Regions from separate parts of the Homo sapiens genome. Here region 2 is linked to region 1. The links are chromatin contacts, found by Hi-C or POLR2A ChIA-PET in ENCODE. All regions are on one chromosome and are shown on one strand. Each heading gives the region's core, a stretch centred on a gene start or an enhancer-like site at or near the end of the contact. The rest is flanking DNA. Distances are from core to core; before and after follow the strand shown.

Region 1 (3,439 bases), core at 796-3,295:
GATGCGCTCAAAAACCATGTTGGAGAGCTGTGTGGAGAGACGTTACGATTGGAACGGAAGCGCTTCCTCTGGCAGCACCAGCTCTTGGGCCTGCTGTCTGTCTATACCCGGCCTAGCTGTGGACCTGAGGCCTTGGGCCATCTGCTGAGCCGAGCCCGAAGCCCTGAAGAGTTGAGTTTGGCCACCCAGTTATATGCAGGGCTAGTGGTCAGCCTCTCTGGCCTCCTGCCCCTGGCTTTCCGAAGCTGTCTGGCTCGGGTGCATGCAGGGACATTACAGCCTCCCTTCACGGCCCGGTTCCTGCGCAACTTGGCACTGCTAGTAGGGTGGGAACAGCAGGGTGGCGAGGGCCCTGCAGCCCTAGGGGCGCACTTTGGGGAATCTGCCTCAGCCCATCTGTCTGACCTGGCTCCTCTCCTGCTACATCCTGAGGAGGAAGTAGCTGAAGCTGCTGCCTCTCTCCTGGCCATTTGTCCCTTTCCTTCTGAAGCCTTATCCCCCTCCCAGCTCCTGGGACTGGTAAGGGCTGGGGTGCACCGCTTCTTTGCCTCTCTGAGGCTGCATGGACCCCCAGGTGTGGCCTCAGCCTGTCAGCTTCTCACCCGCCTGTCTCAGACATCCCCAGCTGGGCTCAAGGCTGTCCTGCAGCTGCTGGTTGAAGGAGCCTTACATCGAGGCAACACAGAACTGTTTGGTGGGCAAGTAGATGGGGACAATGAGACTCTCTCAGTTGTTTCAGCTTCTTTGGCTTCTGCCTCCCTGTTGGACACTAACCGGAGGCACACTGCAGCTGTGCCAGGTCCTGGAGGGATTTGGTCAGTTTTCCATGCTGGAGTCATCGGCCGTGGCTTAAAGCCACCCAAGTTTGTCCAGTCACGAAATCAGCAGGAAGTGATCTATAACACCCAGAGCCTCCTCAGCCTCCTGGTTCACTGCTGCAGTGCCCCAGGGGGCACTGAATGTGGGGAATGCTGGGGGGCACCCATCTTGAGTCCAGAGGCAGCCAAAGCAGTGGCAGTGACCTTGGTGGAGAGTGTGTGTCCCGATGCAGCTGGTGCAGAGCTGGCCTGGCCCCCCGAGGAACACGCCCGGGCCACCGTGGAGCGGGATCTCCGCATTGGCCGGCGCTTCCGCGAACAGCCCCTGCTCTTTGAGCTGTTAAAGCTGGTAGCAGCTGCACCCCCAGCCCTGTGCTACTGTTCCGTGCTGCTTCGGGGGCTGCTGGCCGCCCTCTTGGGCCATTGGGAAGCCTCTCGCCACCCTGACACGACCCACTCCCCCTGGCACCTGGAGGCATCCTGCACCTTAGTGGCTGTCATGGCTGAGGGAAGCCTCCTGCCTCCGGCCCTGGGTAATATGCATGAAGTATTTAGCCAACTGGCACCTTTCGAGGTGCGTCTGCTGCTGCTCAGTGTCTGGGGTTTTCTCCGGGAGCATGGGCCCTTGCCTCAGAAGTTCATCTTCCAATCAGAGCGGGGTCGCTTCATTCGGGACTTCTCCAGGGAGGGTGGAGGTGAGGGTGGACCCCATCTGGCTGTGCTGCACAGTGTCCTCCACCGCAACATCGACCGCCTAGGTCTTTTCTCTGGCCGTTTCCAGGCACCTTCACCGTCCACTCTCCTTCGACAGGGGACGTAGCCTTTTCTTGCTCTGGAAGCCCAGGGAGGTTGAGCAGTGAGAGAGGGAAGGGACTAACGTGCTCCGGAAGGGTGGAGGTTTCTCTTCTAAGTCCTTGGTCTAAAGAGCGCTGTCACTTTTTTCTCTCCCACTTTTTTTTTTCTAAATAAAATTTGCCAACTTGAGAAAACCAGTCCAGTGCTTCTGTCATGCTGAGAGCGTGCAAAGTCTGACAGCGCCTGGCTCTGGACGTTCCCGCCCCTGGCCTGAAGCCCCGCCCCCTGCGATAATTTGGAGTGCGCACTCTACCAATGAGACAGCTGCCCGGCGGCGCTCAGGTCGAACCAATCATAAGGCCGGAAGGGGCGGGAACTAGGATACGTGGCTGAGCGCGCGCGATGGGGCGGGAGGTTTGGGGTCAAGGAGCAAACTCTGCACAAGATGGCGGCGGTAGCGGCAGTGGCGGCGCGTAGGAGGCGGTGAGGAGCCCGGAATCTGGGGGCGCGCCCGGGACGCCCCCAGATCCCCCAAGTCCCATTCCACTCCTTCCTGTGTGTCTCTTGACACTCTGCCACCCCCGGCCTCGTGAGGAACCTTTGTTCCTCTGGAGGCGGCCTCAGACGCCTCCGGTCTCCCCGTGGTAGATCCGAGCGACGCTGGGGGCCTTGCCTGTGGGGCTCCGGGCTCCCGCCCGGCGGTTTAGTAAAGCCACAGCTGTGCGTCTTTCTTGGTCTTGGCCGCTCTCAGCCGCCGCCCTCCTTTGGCTGCTTGCGGCGGTCAACGTCGCCGCCCCCTTCCTGCAGTGCGCGGGGTCGTCGGGGCGGGGGAAAAGATGCGGCCTGGCCTCGGGGAATGCAGCCTGCGGCCCCGCGGCCCCTCGGCTGAGCTGGAAGCACCGGGCCAGCAGTTAAGCCTGTACTACCCTTCTGGCTCTACCCTGTAGAGCTCCGAATCCTCCTCTGCCCTTGTCTTCACGTGAGCACCAGCTCTGGCTTAGTTCAGTGTCCACGGTCGCTGGGCACGGCCCAGGGTCCAGTAAGCTCACGGCGTGGATGGTGTTGCTCAAACACAACATGTAATCGAATGGCTTGGTCCACGCTCTCGGGTTTATATTACTGGGGAAAAAAAAAGATTCGAAACATATCACCAGTGCCACAAATGTTTACTAGGACCTAACGGATATACTGGGGTGGGGTAGGCGTGTACTCTCCAAAGCGATGAAGAAAGCGTGGATCATAAACTCAGTTCCCTCGGAGCCTGTGATCTGAAACAATAAATGCGTGCAACTTGCCCTGCAGCTTATTCCTGACTTTGGCCTATGAACACCTCTCTTGGGGTGGTCAAGGCCGCCGTGAATTCCTTAGGGCCCTCCAACAGGTCATATCTGAAAGATGCTTTAGGAATCCTATCTCCATTGGCATCTTTCCGAACCAATTTTACAGACTGTGCAAATAGGGCCCCAGAGGGTATTTAACTCACTGTACGTCTTTTTTTTTTTTTTTTGAGAGACAGAGTCTCGCTCTGTTGCCCAGGCTGGAGTGCAGTGGCGAGATCTCGGCTCACTGCAAGCTCCGCCTCCTGGGTTCACGCCATTCTCCTGCCTCAGCCTCCCGAGTAGCTGGGACTACAGGCACCCGCCACCACGCCTGGCTATTTTTTTGTATTTTTAGTAGAGACGGGGTTTCACTATGTTGGTGAGGATGATCTCGATCTCTTGACCTCGTGATCCACCCGCCTCGGCCTCCCAAAGTGCTGGGATTACAGGCGTGAGCCACCGCGCCCGGCCTCAACTCACTGTACTTCTATTTACTGCTGCTTTTGG
Region 2 (3,455 bases), core at 617-3,116, 270 kb before region 1:
CGCAAACCCAGGGCAGCCCAGCAGGGGGCATCCCGAGTCCGCGCCCAAGGGTAGGGACTGGTCAAGTTCTGACCCAACCCTGACCGGCTGGGTGACCCTGGGATGGAAAGGGGATGCTCACTTAGATTTCTCTCCAAGCTGCAGCGTCTGCTTGACTTCAGCAGGGAGGAGGACTGGGTGCCTGCTGGAACCCCAGCTGGCTTTGAGAAGCACAGATGCCCCCACATGTACCTGCCACGTGTGCCCACCAGTAGCTGCTGACCAAACCCCAGGAACTCCAGTTTCAGCTCCACTTGGCTCCATTGGCCAACTGGGCTCCTGGGTGAGAAAGCCCCAGGTTACCCTCAGGCACCAGCATTGGCGGGGTTGTGGGGGCGGGGGGCGGCGCTTGGTGGGGAAATGAGTAGGGGAAACCCCTGCCCCAGACTCCAGAGCCCTGGGCTTAGAGCCAAGTGACCTGAGCCCAAACACCTGCCCACCACATGCTAATCATACCTCTGCTCTTCAGATTTCTCACCTACAAAATGGGGATAATTGATGCTCCCATTCCTTCCCACCTCTCACCCCAAGACTTCGACACAGCCCAGTGGGCAAAGAACACAGCAGCCCCAGAAGGCAGTCCCTGCAGCCTCCAACTCTCCTCCCCAGTCAGCTCCCGGGGAGGTCTCTAGGGCCAAACAGAGGCGGTGCAGGACCCACATCTCTAGGGCAAACGGCCCCCCAGGGGTTCTATCTCTGAGGAAGCTCAACACAGAAGTCCAGACCAGCCTGGCAGGGAGGGATGCTGGCCTCACCCAGTAGGGCTGAGGGAGATTGGGAGGAGGGCTCATCTCCTCCCAGGTACACACCTGTGAGCCCTGAGTGGGAGTCAGGGGAGACAGAGCTTGACAAGCTGGGAGGAGAGCTGTCTGTCTGCCTGTCTGTCTTCCAAGTGGAAGCTTGGGGTGGAGCAGGCAGGTAGAGGCTGCCTCACTTGTCAGAATTAGCAAGTTCCACAGTTGGGCAACACTCAGCCACACATCAGATACAGACACACGTGTGCACACGCGTCCTGCCTCCAGACTGATAGGGTCACACCTGCACTTACACAGGCTGCATGGTGACATGAGTACACAGGGACACACATATGCAAGGCACTCAGCCGCACATGGGGCAGGCACCTGGCCCTCTACTCATCCCCGAAAAGCAGACACCCATATACCCTCACAACAGGCTATGCATAGCCCAATGCTAGCGCACACAGCCCAGCATGCGGGCACGTTCACTCAGCCCCCGGGCGGGTGCGCCAGCCCTCTGGGTCTGTTCCAAGTTGGAGCCTCTCACGTGAGGCCCAATGTGTCATTTCCAAACAGAAGGAATCTAGCTCTCTCACAGCAGGGAGGAAGAGCAGGGTGTGTAGTTGGGTGGGTGGGTGCGTGGGCATGTGCAGGGGGGAGGGCGTGTGTGCGAGGGAAGCAGGCATGTGAATACCAGGGCATGTGTGTTGGGGCATGGTGCACAGGGGCTGGGGGCTCTAAGGTTGGGTGGGGGGAGGAGCCCAAGGAAACAGTGTGCCTTTGTGAGGGTGTGTGTGCCGCCGGGTCTGTGCAGTGGGTGTGGGTGTTTGTCTCCCTGTATCCGCCTTCTCTCCCGTCCGGGACTTTTAGCCTTCCTGGGCTCGCCTTCCTCATGTCCTTTCTCCTCCCTCTTGGGGCTCAAATTGGGTGCCCTGGTGAAGGAGGGGGGCACACTCCAGAACCTAGTCCAACCCCAGACGCTGCCTGAGGCTTCCCTCCAGCTCCCCTCCCTTCCTTTTCTCCCTTTCCTCCCTCCCTCTCTTTCCCTTTCTCCCTCCCCGCTAAGGCTGGCGTGCCAGGGGGTGGGACATGCCAATCACTGGCTGTGCCTCTCCCGCTGCCAGCACAGGGCGCAGCTCCCCCTGGGAGCCAGGTGTTTGGGTCCCTGGAGACGCCGCAGGCCCCCAGGGAGGCAGTGGGGCTGAGGACCCTACAGACCCCTCTTCAGCCCCGTGGTGAGTACATTTGGGAGGGCTTGGGAGGGGCTGCACTAAGGTAGAGGGTAGGAGGGTCCTGGGGAGCGGGGGAGGGCAGGGATCAGGATGAGATGGAAATAGGGATGGACTCACAGAGATAGGAGGAGGCCAGGGAGGGGTCTAGAGGGCAAGGGGGCTCTGTAGCATTGAACACTGACTGCTCCAAACACTCGGCCTCCTGGCTTTGAGTGGATATAGCTGATGTTTTTCTGGGCTTCTGCTGGCAGAGGAGATGGAGATCCCCCTCAGGAAACTGGACCTGAGGCCCAGAAGGGATTAGGCTGCCTGGTAGCAAGCAGAACCCCCAACACCCTAGGGGCAGAGTGGGAAGGGCAAAGGGCCAGGAAGCAGCCCTTGCCACCAGCATCCTGTGGGAGGTTGACCCCCATCTTGATGGGGGTGCCAGTCCCAGAACCTCCTGTCCTCCCTCAGGGCACCCTGAAACCCACCACCCCCGTCCACCTCAGCTCCCCCAAGATGGACTGAATCAGGCTGCTGGCCAGATAGAGAAGCTAGAAGCCAAGGTGGGTGTCAGGCCAGAAGCCAGCAGGAGACCAGGCAAAGAGCCCCAGGGCTCTTTGGGGACAAATGGGCATGTGGGTGGCCACACTAGCCAGGGAAGGTGGCCCTGACGTGCGCAGGGGCCCAGAGGACCCTCCTTATGTTTCTAGTATCTTGGGCTCCCGCAGGGTGGGTCTCAGTCCTATATCCAGGCAATGCATGGATACCAATGGGCACCCACGCCAGGTACTCACCCCAGTGCCCGCAGACTGCACAACATGGGGATGGGCTAGGGGCCAGGAACTCTGATGCTTGTAGAGTTGTCAGCTCCTGGGCAGGCCAGCTGGGGAGGGGGTCGTCAGCTCTCATTAGGTCATCCAGACATGTGCAGCTTAGAGGTTATCAGAGCCAATGGAGAGGGGTTCACATCTTTGCACAAAACACACCTGCAGCTCCACCCAGACTGACCCAAGACCCCTGCCCAACTGGCTGGAAGGAGTCAGGCAGTCTCCAGTAGCCAGACAGTCTCCTTTCTCAGGGTAATCAGCTGTTCAGTGGGCTGTCAGATGAGAGTTCTCTGCCCTCTGACCTCAGCCACCAGGCAAGCTGCAGTCGCTATCGCGGCTGAGATATGAAAGGGAAGGAGATAGTGAAATGGGCTGCAGAAGATGTGGGTCTTGGCTCGCAGCTGACAGCTGGCGGTTGGAGTTCTGAGAACTGGATTCTGAAGTGTAATGGGGAGTCCAAAGTGTCAAGAAGGGGCTAACCAGAGGTCATGTCAGACCTAGAAAGGAGGCTTTCTATTGTATGGAGGGACTGAGGCTGAGAAAGGGAAAGGGACATGCTCATGGTCGGAGAAGGGATATGTAGGGATCCAGCTGGGGCTCGGACCCCTTCTCCGCATCCTCAGCACAACACTGCG

The links. Hi-C counts contacts between places; a loop is a spot of excess contacts on that map. ChIA-PET counts read pairs that join two places held with the same protein, here RNA polymerase II (POLR2A). Pooled maps may share reads with other maps.
Region 2: a pooled map shows a loop between it and region 1 (5-fold over the local background). The contact joins the promoter of CHRM1 here to the promoter of GANAB in region 1. A Hi-C loop is called at or near these places in 2 of 50 pooled maps. POLR2A ChIA-PET finds 5 or more read pairs at or near these places in 2 of 52 experiments (HEK293 and activated CD4-positive, alpha-beta T cell).

What each region holds. Positions count from the first base shown.
Region 1 is chr11:62,645,219-62,648,657 of GRCh38, reverse strand. It overlaps GANAB (glucosidase II alpha subunit), which reads left to right and starts at 2,045. Exons shown (of 24, transcript NM_198334.3): 1 at 2,045-2,096. The coding sequence starts at 2,059. It overlaps INTS5 (integrator complex subunit 5), which reads left to right. Exons shown (of 2, transcript NM_030628.2): 2 at 1-1,810. The coding sequence ends at 1,638. RefSeq lists a silencer at 1,874-1,953 and enhancers at 2,564-2,723, 3,039-3,439.
Region 2 is chr11:62,919,774-62,923,228 of GRCh38, reverse strand. CHRM1 (cholinergic receptor muscarinic 1) reads left to right here and starts at 1,866. Exons shown (of 2, transcript NM_000738.3): 1 at 1,866-2,011. It overlaps LOC105369333 (a long non-coding RNA gene), which reads right to left and starts at 3,069. Exons shown (of 5, transcript XR_002957251.2): 1 at 2,788-3,069. RefSeq lists an enhancer at 1,008-1,542.